Linked DNA regions of Mus musculus: region 2 is linked to region 1. Evidence: chromatin loops called from intact Hi-C (ENCODE). Cell type or tissue: left cerebral cortex. All regions are shown on one strand.

The links. Peaks named below come from ENCODE experiments on the same cell type or tissue, not always from the same donor. Only the 100,000 strongest peaks of a DNase experiment are listed, where the experiment ranks them.
Region 2: a loop joins it to region 1, with 6 times the contacts of the local background. A loop is called at or near these places in 4 of 42 quality-filtered maps.

What each region holds. Positions count from the first base shown.
Region 1 is chrX:18,156,730-18,164,729 of GRCm38, forward strand. Kdm6a (lysine (K)-specific demethylase 6A) reads left to right here and starts at 5,846. Exons shown (of 29, transcript NM_001310444.1): 1 at 5,846-6,443; 2 at 6,655-6,718. The coding sequence starts at 6,277. In left cerebral cortex, no CTCF peak of the experiment used is centred here; DNase peaks (open chromatin) are centred at 4,908, 5,067, 5,757, 6,302 and 4 more places; H3K4me3 peaks cover 3,310 bases; H3K27ac peaks cover 2,742 bases.
Region 2 is chrX:16,891,399-16,899,398 of GRCm38, forward strand. Ndp (Norrie disease (pseudoglioma) (human)) reads right to left here. Exons shown (of 3, transcript NM_010883.3): 2 at 3,010-3,383. The coding sequence starts at 3,177. Among named protein-coding and RNA genes, the nearest start is that of Ndp, 16 kb to the right of the region's middle. In left cerebral cortex, a CTCF peak has its summit at 3,178 (motif pointing right); DNase peaks (open chromatin) are centred at 3,216, 3,980 and 6,967.

The sequences.
Region 1 (8,000 bases):
CCAATAACTCAATGGTGATAGTTATTATTTCTTAGCATAAGTTATTTTAATAGTTTCATATAACTTTTCATGTGATACTTTAGCCTGTCACTGTAGAGTCACAGTATTGCTTCATCTTCCAACTTCATTTATATTCTTCCTTGTCTTGGCCATAGCTATTTTCAACTTCTTTTTAAAAACATTTTAAAAATTATTACTATTTTAGTATATATGGGTTTTTTTCCTGTGCATAACATGTGTGCAGGCACAGAGGCCAGAAAAATGCATTGAATTTTCCAGAACTAAAGTTACAGATGGTTGTGAGCCACAATATGGATGCCAGAAATTGAACTCAGGTCCTGCGGAAGAACAGCAAATGCTCTTAACTACTGAGCCCCAGGCCTGATTCTCAACTTTTTGAAGTAATCATAATTTCCATAATTTTAGGTGTTCGTACTGTTTCTGGTCCGCATGAAACTCTTTCCCTTACAGCCCAGCTCCTACCATTTTAATTTCCATTCACTATGTGACTTCCTTTATCTAGGTTAACAAAGATGTTTCTTCTAAAAAAAAAAAAAATCCTTACTAGCCTTTGTTGGATTGTCAATTTGTGTGGGATTATTTTTCTGTTTTAGGCCAAATGTATGCTCCTTTATTTTGTATAAATGTAAATTATGGGACACCTAGCCTATCCCCCCAATTCAGTATGTTCCCTGCTTTAGCTGGGGGAACAACAATTCTTTTTCTTTCCCTGAAGCTTCTTTCTCTGCTGATACTTCCTAGTTTTTCATTATTTCAAGTGGGTTTATAATAGGTTATTTAAAGCATCTTATGACGACTGCTTCAAAATCTTTGGCAGATAATTCAAATATCTAAACTGTCTTACTGTTTGCATTTATTGATCACATTTTCTCACTTTCTCACTTAAGATTAACCTGAGTTTGAAAAATTGAAACCTGAACCTTTTGTGACTAAGGATCTTGTATAAATCTTTCCTTTTATAGTGAACCTCTGCTTGCACTAGTGTTGGGTAGAGGCCCTGTCTCCTTCATGCCCTATGTTGGTTGAAGTTGGTTCCCCAGTTTTTAATGACAATGATTGGAGAGGCAGTGTCTTCTGGTCATTGCTTCATGAGGATGGGAATAGGTATTGGGGCTGGAGAGATGGCTCAGCAGTTAAGAGCACACTGGCTGTTTGCTCTTCCACAGGTCCTGTGTTCAATTCCCAGCAACCACATGGTGGCTCATAATCATCTGTAATGGGATCTGATGCTCTCTTCTGGTGTGTCTGAAGACAGCTACAGTGCACTCATATAAATGAAATAAATAAATCTTAAAAAAAAAAAGAAAGAAATTATTGGTCGCCCATATTGCTTCCACTGACAAACTGGGGGTTGTAGAAGTAGTGAAAATCCTGACTTGCCACTAGATCTTCTCTGACATTAATTCAGGGGAAAGCAAATGACCCTTCATAAAAGCTGAGTTGGGTGGGTGTATATTAAGCCTAATAAGGTAAAGCAGAAGTTACCAATCCATTCTTACAACTGAAGATTTATAGTGGTTCCTTATGTCAGTATAACCTTAGCCCATTTTTCATTCTGCCATCAGTTGGATAATCTATTCTAGAAAATATTGTTTTATATATATATATATATATATATATATATATATGCATATATATATATTCAGCTAATCATTTTTAGAAAATACTGTTTTGTATATATTTATTCACCTATTGTGTGTGTGTGTTTGTGTGTATGTGTGTGTGTGTATAGTTCAGAGGACAACTTCTAGGAGTTGGTTCTCTCCTTCTGCCTGTGAGTTTCAGAGATCACTCAGGTAATATCAAGCTCCTTTACTCACTGAGCAATGTTGTCACCATTGGGTAATCTTTAGGATTATTATGAGAATAACTGGTGAAATTTCTTGAACTTACTTTTGATCTTGACTTAAATGACTATTTTTTTGTTGTAGTTTTTTGGGGGATAGGATCTTATGTACCCCAGGCTGATCTTTAACTACTGACCATACCACCATTTCTGGCTCCCAAATGCTGGGATGATAAGCAAAGATAGCCTTATTTAGACTAGATGAAACATGCCTGTTAATGTGAGTTTCTATTATTTGTATAGGTTCTATAGTACTAACATTAAAAATTAACTATATTTTTCTTCCTTTCTTTCTTTCTTTCTTTCTTTCTTTCTTTCTTTCTTTTTTTCTTGAGACAGGGACTATATTTTTCTAAATGCTTAAATGCTTTAGGTTAAGTATTTGGTTGTTTAAAATAGGTTAAATTTATTCTCTTGTAACTGGTTTTATATTGATGGAACTTACACCATGTGTAATACTGCTTCAAATATACATGAAGTAGTCCATAAACTTTTATATCGTTTTAAAATATTGATTTACCCATGCAAGTTTTATAGGTTGGCAAATTCAGATTAAATTTTCTCCAGGTTTTTTTTTTTTTTTTTTTTTTTTTTGGTTTTTCAAGACTGGGTTTCTCTGTATAGCCCTGGCTGTCCTGGAACTCACTTTGTAGACCAGGCTGGCCTCGAACTCAGAAATCTGCCTGCCTCTGCCTCCGGAGTGCTGGGATTAAAGGCACGTGCCACCACACCCGGTGGCTCTCCAGTTTCTATTGTGTTGTTATAACCATAAAAAAAAAATCTAGATTTGGTGTAATTTTTTTCATTTTCGAATAAATGAGAGGTATACCAATGCTGTAGATATATACCTAAACATAAAATGAATTAGGATTGCTTGTGGTTGGGCTTATGGGGAGGGTGAAAACTAGGAGGAAGTGATTCTTAGTGTAATGTAGTAACAAACAATTTAGACCACATAGGTGAAAGCAAGAAAAGATCTCAAATATCAAAATTATAAAATTTATTTTTTTGTTTGATGCTGGAGATTGAAAGGCCCTGAGTATGCTAAACACACCCTGAGTCTTAATAAGACTTTGAATTCTGTATTACACATTTAGTACTTTGTTTATCTTATAATATCTAATCTCTCTGTGTTTGTTTTCAAGACAGGGTTTCTTTGTGTAGCCTAAGCTGGCTTCAGACTCAGAGATCCATCTGCCTCTGCCTCTTGATTGCTGGGATTAAAGGTGTGAGCACCCATGCTGACCATAGCATCTAATCTATAAAATGTCATTAAGTGGTTTCTTTTATACTTTGTGTGTGTGTGTGTGTGCACATGCGCTTGTGTTTGTGTCATGGTAAGCCTGTGAAGGTCAGAAGACAACTTGCAGGAATCAGTTTTGGAATCTGGCAAATATTTTGAGGGACTAAGGTTGGTTGCCCCACCATAAAGTGGTAGAGATTAGATTTGTATGATGTAACACAAACCAGGCTCCTATTTTTATATCACTTTGCCTTCTACATTTTAATGCCCTTCTTTGTAGCCTAGCATGACCTTCAACCTAGCACTCTACCAACTGAGCTAAATCAGCCCAGGTTTTTTTTCATAGTTATTATTATTATTATTATTATTATTATTATTGACATACGGTTTCCCTGTGTAGCCCTGGCTGTCCTAGAACTCACTCTGTAGTCCAAGCTGGCCTTGAACTCATAGATCCACCTGCCTCTGCCTCCCAAGTGCTGGCATTAAAGGCATGTGCCACCACTGCCCTGCCATAGTAATAATTATTATAAAACAAAATTTTTCCATTTTTGTATGTCATAAATTTAAAATTGCATTAATTTTGACAGTGACTGAGAAAGGCTCCATGCTTATTTCACATACATTTGACAGCTAAACTATGTAAATGCCAAAAAAATTACATAGACATGTAAGACTTATTTTATATGGACACTGCATGTTTGATGGAGGATAAATCCTTGTAGTTGGCCTGGTTTGGCCAGGCATGATTGTACGTGTCTATTATCCCAGAACTGAGGAGTCTGAGGCAGGAGAACACAGAGGCCAGCCTGGGCTACAGAGCAATACCCTGTTTCATAAAACCTGTGCCCCAATAAACTAGAATTACTCCACATCAAAAACAACAGCTTTGGTTTAGAGGTCACAGAGCTTGCACAAGGATCAGAACCCAGCTGTGCTAGCTAGACTCCAACCCCTCCCTATCACTTTATTTCTAAAACTCTAACCTTATTATTAAAGGGCAGGAAGGCACTCAGACATGGGTTGCTTATATCATTCTTGGAAAGGGACTAAATCAGGAACCAGTAACTTTGGGGACGTGGCCAAATACTGACAGGTTTGATTTCTGTTTGTGCAAGTGTCCATGTGGTAGTGGGGCCAAAAATCTCCCAGGTTTTGAAGGTCACCATTTGTGACATTTAACAATTCGTATGTTAATTTAGCTATAGAAAATATTCAGTCTCTGGTACTCACTCAGTCAAGTAAAATAGAACACCATAGAACATGTTTTGTAAAAGTGTAATTAAACACGAAATATAATCCATACAAAACTAGTTTATTCATCTAGTTACTAGTCTCCAGGCAACAATTTAAAGCTCTGTCTGTCTGCAAAATTAGTTGGGACTTTTATAGTCTCTCATTGAAGAACACAGCTAGGATTTACTGACTCAGCACTTATATATTCTGAAATCTAAATTTAAATATACCCTATTGATTACAGGTGTAAACTTATATAAAACATATAAAGCTTGGTTTATAAACGGATCTTTTCTTCATATAGTCCATTTACTAATATTTTCTATCCCAAAGACTGGAGGTGTGATGAGATACATCACATTATATCTGCCTTTTCAAAATAGTCGATGGAAAGTTTGGTCTATCTCCTGATTATACTATGGGTCAAACACCAGACTTATTTGTACCTGAGGGACAGAACAAGCAAATGTTACTGCTAAGGGTTTCCTATGTAGTGGAAGCAGAAAAAGGCTGGCAGGAAGCTGTGTTGAGGATTCTATTTCTCTAAGGCCAGTTCACATACAGCTCCTACTCTTCCATGGAGTACCCACTGAGATGACAGCAACAGAACCCAACATTCTGAAATCCCCCTCGACAAATTTCACTGTTTCTGTTTTTTTCTTTATAGTATAACGAATTACTGCTAGGGCGTAGGGTATATGCAAGCAGCAGGAATATCTGGCCCGAAAGTGCTGCCAACAGACAGACCTTTGGCGGTGGGGTGCGGGAGCCAGCGCGCCAGACCCCCTGCAGGCGACTGACTCTTCATTCCTCCCTGCCTGGGGTGAGTGGGCGGGGGTCGGGAGACGTTTTCCCCTTCCCCTTTTGAAAGGGTATGGGGCTTCGCGTGGCCTTGTCTAGGGCGGCGCCCAGGCTGCAGGGTATGAAGCCGGCTGCTGCTCCTCTGGCGCACTCCTCGTGGAGGCTATTATTTCTAGCAGTGCGCCTTCTTCCGAGGGCAGAGGTCTGGGGCCGAGTGTTCCCTCCCCGCGACTCAGCTGGTGTCCAGCCCTGTCGGGATCGATATTCCCGGAGTGCGCGAGCGCTAGCAGGACCACCGAAATCACAGTCTTGGCCCACCCTAGGGCTTCCGGGCAGCCAGAGGCTGTCCTAGGCTTTCTCGTTGGCGCTCGCTACAGGCGGTGCCGGACCTCGCCCAGACTGAGCACTCCCCTCCCCCCCCCGATCCCACCACGGCTCCCGAAGGGACACAGCCTGGACCCCTCCATTCTCTGCCTGTGTATTTAAGTAGCACAACCTAACCGGCTGCTCCCACTGGGTGACAACCCTACTCCGGACAGACGTGCCTATCAGCCAACCACCGACCAGAACTGGCGAGCATCCCGCTCTCGGATCTGTGGCGGCCTCGGTGGGCGGGGCTAAAGCAGCTAGCAAGTTAAGTGGAGCCACGACTGACGCGAGTCAACAAAGGTCACGTGAGGCGAGGGGCTGCTCTGGTTGGCTGCGCCGAGCGGGCTGTGAGGGGGGGGTCACGGCAGCGGCGTGGGGTTCGCTGTGTGACACAATTACAACAACTTTGTGCTGGTGCCGGGGAAGTTTGTGTCTCCTACGAATCCCCCCCAGAGCTCCCGCTCCTCGCGCGCTCCGGCCATTCCCGCCGACCCTGCCTGTGGCTGCCCCCTTCCCATCCCCGCGATGTGACCCTACAGCCGAGCCGTCGCCGCTCCGGACCCAGTGGTTCCACAGCCTCTGCTGCCTCTGCCTTCACCTCTACCGCGTTAGGATTTTTCGCTGCCGCCTCTCGCGGCAGAGGAGGAGGCAGAAATAAAGTTGGTGTGCCGGTCTTGTGCGGAGATTGGAGGCGTCCTTGCGGGCTCCGGCCCGGAGAGGGGGGGTGTCGGCGTTGGAGTTGTGAATTCGCTGCGTTTCCATGAAATCCTGCGGAGTGTCGCTCGCTACCGCCGCCGCCGCCGCCGCCGCCGCCGCTTTCGGTGATGAGGAAAAGAAAATGGCGGCGGGAAAAGCGAGCGGCGAGAGCGAGGAGGCGTCCCCCAGCCTGACAGCGGAGGAGAGGGAGGCGCTCGGCGGACTGGACAGGTACGGGGAGCGGGCACTCGCCCGGGCGGCTCGGGACAGGCTGGCGCCACTCTCCGAGGAGGCCGGAGCGCGGCTAGCCTGTGGCGGCCGTGGGGCGGGCACCTCGGCTTGGCGCTCTCGGCTCCGCTGACGCCCGGGCCTCGGGCTTTGGCACGGACGGGTCGGCGCCGATGCCGGGGCACTAACGAGCGGCGTGTGTCTTTCTCCGCAGCCGCCTTTTCGGGTTCGTGAGGTTTCATGAAGATGGCGCCAGGATGAAGGCCCTGCTGGGCAAGGTAAGGCAAACCGCGGGCCGGAGCGCGGACGCGGTCTCTCGAGCCAGAGGCGCGCTCGCCTGGGGCACCGGGGCCGGGTCACCACTCATTGTGGCCTCGAAAGACGGCCGAGGGGCTTCCGGAAAACTATTTCCTGCTACTGCGCTCCCCTCCACCCCCTGATACCTCGCTTGCTCTCTTGAGAGATCACTTCTCTTGGAGCCAGAGGACAGAGGCAGTGGCGCTTTTGGGGCCAAGCTCATGTGGGGCTTCCAAATTGACTACGATTTTACCGCCCTTGGAGGCTAGGCGGATGATCTCTGAGGTGCCTAGGGAGGGTCATGAGTTCGTAAACAGCTGTAGATTTCCTTAAATCCCCCGCTCGTTATCTTCCCTGGTTATTAAGGCTCTTTAGGCAGTCTGTTCCTGATGCCTGCTTTAGTCAAACATTTCGGGATGGCTTCTTGTCTCTGCTCCCTGAAGGGGGAAGTTGCACGTAGTTTAGGTCCGTAAAGAGTTTGCATGGGGTTATTGACTTGTATCATCATCGGTGTGTGCTTTACCTGAAGTTAGGTGATTTGTTTACTTTTTGGATCTTTCTGCCAAAGATCTACCACAGTTGTATGAGTGCGTTTTCTGGAGCTTGGTTTCCTGTGAGTCTGTCAGGAGCAGTTGGGGAGGATTCTGGGTGTAGTCTCTTGTTTATTTGTGTGCAAAGTTGTTGGTACTGTCATTTAGTTAAGTAATGGCTGCTTCTGTCCGCCCAAGATGGCGGGACAGGGTGGGAGGAGAAAGTGAGCCGGGGGAGGTTTGGGGGAGGGAGGAGAGGTAAACAGGGAAATAAATAGTATCAGAGAAGAATAGGCCTCTCCTTTGGAGTATGTAGCTCAGTAGTTAATAAAAATGATCACAGATTATTTGCATGTAGAATTTTTGTCCCCTTCTCTAGCTTTGAAATAGCGTGCATACGCCTGGTAAATGCTTATCAACCTGTAGCACATTTAGTTACCCATGGTAAGCTATTGAACAAAGGCTGGAGTCTCAGTCTGTCTACTTCAGTTTATATTTCCTGACCAAAGTGTGATTGGAATGGTAGGAGGAGGTTTTTTTGTTAGCTGGGACTCTCAAACTTGGAGTGTCTATGGTAGATGTTGCATTCATTAGACCTTTTCTTCTTTGCCGGAAATCTTTAGGTTTGATTTGATACTTTGTTAGCTCTATTGTTGCAATTGGGAAGTTTAAGAAAGGCGACTAAAGCTTAACGGCTTTAAAAAAAGTTGATTATTTTGCTCCTTACTTTTTG
Region 2 (8,000 bases), 1.3 Mb before region 1:
ATGACTACTATAGATAGCTACGTCTGGATTCTATACAATAGTTTCTGTGTTCTTTATACATTCTTTCAATACGAGGAATCAGGCAGTGGAAAAACAAAGCCTCCAAGCATAACATTGCCCTTCTCAGAGCATCAGGAACCCTAATCTGTCTTTTCTTGTGGATTGTGAGTTTCCATCATTGTAGCATGAGGATGACAACACCTACATGGCCAATGTGTCGGTAATGATTACAATATATGGTGTAAAGTGACTGACACTGATTAGGTGTTGGGGCCAGTGTGCTTCATTCCCTGGGCCACGTGTGCCTTTCATGTAGTCAGGAGGCCAGACCCACTTGACAAATCTATGTCAAGAATATTAACTGATAGGGGAAGGGATGGTCATATGTCCAGAAAATAATGTTCTTGCTTATGATATTGAGGAAAAAATATTGGTAAATCTATAAAATTTGCCCTGACCTCTTCCTTCTGGACATAGGCTAACATTTCTCTCCCAATCTCTAAAGGAAAACAGGATCATCAGAGAGACTACCATTCTGAGTCTGGAAAAGTTAAGAACTATAGAATATTTCCAAATGGAAATAATTTTCTTCCTGAATACATACAGAAAATTTAATCCAGAAAGAGTCTGGTAGCTGAAGCTGTGCCAGACACATCTTTTTTTTTTTTGTGGCCAAGGAAGGAAGGTTAATAATTACAAGCAGCATTTACATAAAACCATTGCTACATTTGGGGTCATTTTGGATGTCTGAAAACAAATTGTTCCCATGAAATTAGAAACATTTCTTCTATCATCACAATCTTTGCCCTGTTATTTACTGTAGTGCTCTGGAAGAAGCAAAGGTGAATAACAATTGACTAAAATTCATTTCTAAAAGTCATGCTCAAACCTCATGACATTTAGTTAAGGACATTTCTTCCTTGACTCTTTCCCTCTGAGGTTAACATGCTAAGGTGGTCTTCCATCATTTTGTCCTATCTTCCCAGATTTTTTTTTAATTTATTTGGTTCTGGGTTTGGAACCTAGAACCTCACACATACTAGGCAAGTGCTCTCCACTTTCAATTTTTTATTTATTCTACTATTTTCTATAACCCTGCCTTTCATCACAATGGTGCTTTCTTTAAATTTGAATTCCCCCATCTCTGTCTGTCTGTCTGTCTGTCTATGTCTGTTTCTGTGTCTGTTTCCGTGTCCATGTATGTGTCTGTGTCCGTGTCTGTCTGTCTGTCTGTCGCTTTCTCTAAAGAAACATGATTATGAAGCACAGTTCAACAAAGGAAGAAATCATACATGAATTAAATACTAGATATCAGTGCTGTGGCATCTGCTTCTGAAGCAACATCTAAACAATTGTGGTTATAAAGATGCTTCTCTTATCTTTGTTGCTGTTGTTGTTGCAGTTGTTATTAGTGCTTTCTATGCTTCTGTGGTGCTAAAATAAACCTAAGCAAGATTGTCCCACTCCTACCCCTTGGTGGCTACTCCAGCTCAATTTCTCCATTTTCAAGAAGGAATTTCATCAGAATTTATCCTTGTCTAATGATTTCTCTTTGGTTTTGTCCCTCAACTATAAGTAAGATCCAGGACATTTTCTTGAAGGAAAAAAAAAAAAACTCCATTTCTTTTCCCATAGTCCTAGGTCTTATTAGAACAATGGTGAAATTGATTTAACTGAATTTTTGAAGCGTTCAAACTAAAGATCTTCCTTGGGCTACAACCACAGACATTATAGAAAATGTAAAAGCAGGCATGCTTTGAAATGGAGAGTGGAGAGATTGATTCCTATGACCTTAATTCTAGTGGTTGATAGAATTTTGTAAAATTCTTAACTATATTGCTAATTTTAAAAAGGTTTGACATATGAGAATGTTTAAATGGTTTTTGTTGTTTTAGTCTCAGGACTAAAGTGGAAATTGTTTGAGGTTGAACTAAACAAAGTCTTATTTACTGTGTGGACAAATTTAAGACATGTGACTGGGGCAATGATGGTCATGAGAACTCTCATTTAGGACCCATTCCATCTTCCATTGTGCCTCCCTTCTGGGTGGTCTATGTGGTAGCCACCCTTGGTGGTCCGTTAGTATGTTATTACTTTGCACACCTCTTCACAGTACCAAGTCACAGATGACCTGTGCAAGAAACACTCCACCCACTGCCAGTAAGTAGGAACTGCTAAACAAGATAAAATGAGAAGCGATCAAATTGCCATCTTTAGTTGTGAAGTCATTTTTAACATCAGTGTGACACAGGGAGGAAGGTTTAGACCACCCAGATGGTTCTGGGGTAGTTCAGAAAACTGTGTGAACAGCCTCCAAGAATATGCTCCATTGTCCAATCATACTCCACAAATTCCCCATTCTTTTTGTTGTTGATGGAAGTAAAGGGAATTATGACAATTGAAAGGCTCTGTGTCTTCTTCTTTTTGCATATGTGGTGTGTGCATGTTCCTGCACATGTGCACATGGTGCACAGATTGTGGAGGTCAGAGGTTGGTTAAGGATTTGGTTCTCTATTGCTCCCTTACTTTTTAAGACAGTCTCTTACTGAACTTGGAGCTCACTATTGGAGTCACTTGGGCTAGACTGACTAGTGAGCATGTTCCCATGGGTTCTCTTGTCTCTGCTTTCTTGGTCTTGGGATTAGAGATGTGTACCACCATGCCAGGGATCTAAACTGAGGTTTTCAATTTCCCAACTTTTCCTATTCCCAGCCCCTATTTTTCTTTATTAAAAAGGAACACTATCACTCATGAATTTCCCAACCAGTGGTGTAAGACACACCCACAACAGAATAAGCTCACACATGTTCCATTACAGACACAGAAGTGGAAAGCATAGTGAGAAAATTCTAAAGAAATATTCCCTTGTAAGTTCTGCAGGCCAGTCATAGAGCTCCAGTTTGGGCTCTGGTCGTAGCTCTCCATCCCCTGACAAGGAACTATGACTGCTCTTGTATTAATGAGGGAGAAGGGTATCCTCCAAAGGCTTTGGAGTGACCTTGATCTTACCTTTGAGCTACATTTGTACAGTGGGTGACTGATAGAATCGACATAATGGTGTCTCATGCAGCGTTGAGAGTCCATCAGAAATGAACTGTCTGTTTTGCTGTCTGTATCTCCCATTATGGCCAGCAGGGAGAGCATAGAAATGGATGCAGCTAGTACATGATTTCTCATTGTTGTAAAGGGAAACTCCTCCAGAAAAACAGCAGAGGGAGACAGAGGACAATAGATTGGAAATGCTGCCACCTCCTAGGATCCAGTCCCTTTCAAGGCCAGAGCAGGATAGGGCTGCCGCTTTCTGGTTGTCATTGTCCTTTGTATGCAGGAATTTCTCTTGCTTCTTTCACTTGCAACCGATCACAGCAGTATGTGCTGCACAGCTGGAATGAAATCAGAAATGATTTTACCCAGAAATATATACCAAGAAATATGGATGCAATACAAGAGATATGAAGTCAAACATTTCCATGCCATTTGGGGTGACGAATATTGGTTTCTGGAGCCTTACTGGCTTATGCTTTCATCCATTTCATGTCCCCTGACCTTTGTGTTTATGCTACATATTTATGACCATTTAGAAATGGACATGATGGTTGAGTGGAAACATATGTTCACTTTAATTGCTTGAGTCCCTGTGCCTAGGAGCAAGAATAGTTTGAGCCCATGGACAAGATTAAATATGTGGTTCTGGCCAGAGGATAACTAAATTGGGTGGTCTCATCTTTGTCCTTGGTTTGTGGGGCAGGAGGGTTTATTCAGATTCTCTCAAAGCTTTTCTATCAGCATCAGCTTCCAGAGCAAGAGAGAAGGCAGGTCAGTTCTAATGAACACAGTCCATGGCCTGAGGGAGCACATTTTCCATTCTATACCCACCCACCTCATTTTCCACTTCTGTGCTCTAGGACTCATCCTGTTTTTGTTTTAAGCCCTTGCCACCCAACATCAGTGACTAATTGCATCTTAAACTCGAATTATGATCACTGGCCTCCAGCGTTGCTAAGGCAGTGCATGAGTTTTTCCCAAGAGTCACACATTTCTACAAAATCTTTGTAGCTGAAGCCCACACTGTAATTTGAAAATGTGTTCATTGGAGAAGAGACATCGTTAAAGTGATATTGTGTTGGACTCATTTTTCTAAAATTTGCTTTGTCCTTTAAACATACCTCCTGGTCAAAGGACCTGAGTTTAGGAATCTACTAAAATTACCTCACTGATGCTTTTCATTATACCAGAAAACACATAATATTAAAAAATATTTTCAAACATTTGGGGAAATTGAGAGAACCTAATGGTACATCCCAAACCAACAGAATAGAGTAATTAAAGAAAACATTTCAAAGAAATTCAGATCAAAGCTTGATTGTTTTGTTTATAGTACAAGTTTTTCTTTAACTTCCTATCATGAGCAGTCTGAATAAACAGGGTAAAGTATTGCTGTGATCAAGATAAGAAGTTCAAGGTGGTATAAGCCAATTCATTTTGCTGTAATAGTGTCTGGCTTCAGACTAACTTAGTTGCAATAAGCCAGCTTGCACGTGTAGAGTGGGCCATTCTGAGTGGGAAAGGGTGTGGCAATAGAATCAGCTCAGAGTGGAGCATCTCTGGCAATATCAAAGGCTGAGAGTCTGTGTCTCTGGGAAGTCCTATAAATTGCAGGAAGGGCAGGGACCAATAGTGAGAGGACCCACATGGACTAAGTCACAACCATTAATCAGTTGTGGCATCTTTCATGGATCACTTAAATTCTTCCAGTCCATTTCCTCACCTATAGGATAAAAGAATTGACAGCAATGGCATCTGCTGTCCCCCCTCTTCCAAAATGGCAGCATTGAATAGCAATGGATTTGGCTACTACCATCTCCATCTCGATATCCAGCAGGTAATTTATAAGACTAGAAGAGTCCTTTCACAGGTAGCCTTGCACCACTTTCCTTTATGTACATGCTCATATTGACCTCTCCTTAAAATGGATCAAGCATGTACCCAAGTATCCCAATGAGGAAAAGCTGCAGAAGAACCTTTTTTCTTACTGAAGGTTGATTTTTTTTCATAAAATGTATTATTATACAGTCTCCCTTCCCCAATTTCTCCAAGATCCTACCCACCTCCTCACCCACCCAAAACACCTTTTCTTGCTCTTTCTCATTAGAAAACAAACGAGTATCTTAAAACTAATAATGATAAAATAAAAACAAACAAACCAGAATAAGATAAAACAAACAAATGGGGGGGGGAGAGTCACAGAAAAAGCACAAGAAACACATATAGATGGAGAAACATACACATTTGCAAAACTACAAACTTGGAAACAAGCCATAATGGCTAAAAACCATGCTCAAATAAATCTTTGTGAGACAAAACAAACTCCAAAAATACCGTTCAATTCATTTTCAATTGGCCATCTATTGCTGGGAATGGGCCCTGTGTTAAGTGTGGTGTGTATACCTAGTGAGACTGTTGGAGAAAACTAATTTTTCATTTGACAGAGGTTATCAATTAGAAATAGTTTCTGAGCTGAAGATGTGAGCTTTTGTTTACTTCACATCTTACCATGGAACACCAGGAGACCTTCTGTGCTGGGGTTATAGACATGAGCTTTGATATAGGTGTTGGGGGTCTAAACTTACAGGGGTCCCCATGTTTGAGCAGCAGCTATGTTACTGACTGAACCTTATATCCTGAGTCCTGTGAACTGCTTTGTAGTTTTGACATGAAACATTGTTCTCACAACTAGTTATAAAAGACAAAAGGTGGCTGGAGAGGCGGTTCAGTGGTTACCAACACTGCCCTTCCAGAGGACCCAGGTTCCATTCCTAGCACCCACATGGAGGCTCAGTTACCTTCTGTAACTCCAGTTTCAGTACATCTGATACCCTCTTCTGACCTCCCTGGGCACCAAGCACACAGTGGTGCCCAGACATACAAGTAGACCAAATATCCATATACATAAAAGAAAAAAATAGAAAAAATTTCTAGTGACAGAAAAATGACAAAGAACATACTGCTTTATTACTACTATTAAGATGTTTGCTTCCATTACACTCATATGAGTCATGATATTTTTCTTCATTTTTTTCTATTAACACTGAAATAACAATACAAGCAATGATAAGACTCAAAATTCATCAAACCTTTAAAACACAAAGGTGAGCTTTTTACAATGTAACACTAGGATTTGTTTTAGTAGTAGTAGTAGTTGTTGTTTAGATTTATTTATTTTTATGCAAAGTGTATGCTTGGTGCTAGAGAAGATCAGTCATCAAATGGCTTAGAAATGAAGTTGTTTATGATTATGAAGCACAATGTAGGTTCTGCTAATGGAATGAATCTAGGTCCTCTGCAAGGCCAATGAGTGTTCTCAATCACTGAGACATCTCTCCAGCCAAGCAATGGTTTGTTTATTTGTTTGTTTGTTTTTTTGAGACAGACTCTCACTAAGTAGACAACTTGAAATCCCAAGGCATGCTGGAATTACAGGCCTGCACCACAACAGTTAGCAACAGCTGAGATTCGTGTTGCATTTTGGTTTTGCTTTAACTATACAAATTGAATGAACCAGCACTGCTGTGCTGAAGATGAGTTTGTAAAAACAAAGATTAAGAAAGGAGGACCACTGAGTCAAACTGTAGTGTATATAAACCAGTATCTGCACTGTGAGCAGGGATGTACAAGGGGGGATTAAGGAATTAAGAAAATTCACATCACCACTGGATTCCTTGCTTTCTGCCAGGCTAGCATATATCAGATTTATGGGAGCTTCTAGCATTTTCTTAAAACTAAATTAATTCATTTGTTCTATTTTTAAGCCATGTGTAGCAAACTCAAATGCTGATGATCAAGATTTAGGTCCTCAGCCAGGCAGCCCATGATGAGTTGAACAAGAGAACTCAGTAGTCCTGTGTACCCTTTGTGCTTTATGCTTTGGTATGGTCTCTGAGACCTGAATTTGGCTACAGGACAGAGCCCACGTTCTCATGGCTCCAGTGCAGAGCTCTTTGCTGCAGGAGAAGCACGTAGGCCAGCATGCCCCAGTTTGGAGTTACCCTCCAAACGCTACCAGTGGAAAAGAACAACTGGTGCCCAGATTTCCCCACCTGTCATCCTCATTGAAATAATAATGAAGCCTCCTGGGTGAGAGATGGTGCTGTGCCCACGGATCAACTCACTCTAGGACTGACCTCTGCCTGGCAGAGAGAAAAGCTCTAGCTTTGCACAAGTGATTCCATCAACAGGCTAAGACAAGTGTCATGTGCCAAGGTCGACCTTGATTTTGCCCTACTTGTGAGGCAAAGGAGGGCAGTATTTCTATATCTATCCTCTCCTGAGCTGTTTTCAGTCCTGAAATAGGCAAGTGTTCTTTCCCTGTTTCTTTCAGCAAACATTTATTCAACACATATATTTATGTATTGAGCATCTACCATGTACTCAGTTAAAACATAAGGATTGGGGCAACAAGGGGCTGGTAGCTGGCATGCCAAGGCTCAGAGTTAAATGCCCAGCAACAAAAGCAAATTAAAAAGCTAAAGGTCAGAGGAAAAAGTAGGTCCTATCTTAGATAGCTCCTTTTGGTCACCACAGTTATAAGTAACAAGTCTGGGCCTGTTGTTTTTCATTTTAATTTTCTGGCCCATTGATAATCCTCATTTATCAAATAAATTATACCCAGTATGCACAGCATCATCTCAGAGACGATGTAGTGAAGGAGGTAAAATATAATGACTTTGGAATGTAATCAGTGTATAAGACAGAAATATTTATTATTTATTGTAACTTTGTTTTGTTCTCTGGGACTATGTAGCACTGGCTCTCCTGGAACTCACTCTGTAGACTAGGCTGGCCTTGAGCTCACAGAGACCCAACTGCTTCAGGCTGTCCTGGAACTCTTTATACACCAGGCTGGACTTGAACTCACAGAGATTCATTTGCCTCTGCCTCCTGGGTGCTTGAATTAAAGATGTGTACCGCTACTCAATAATACATGAAGACCCCTGTATTAT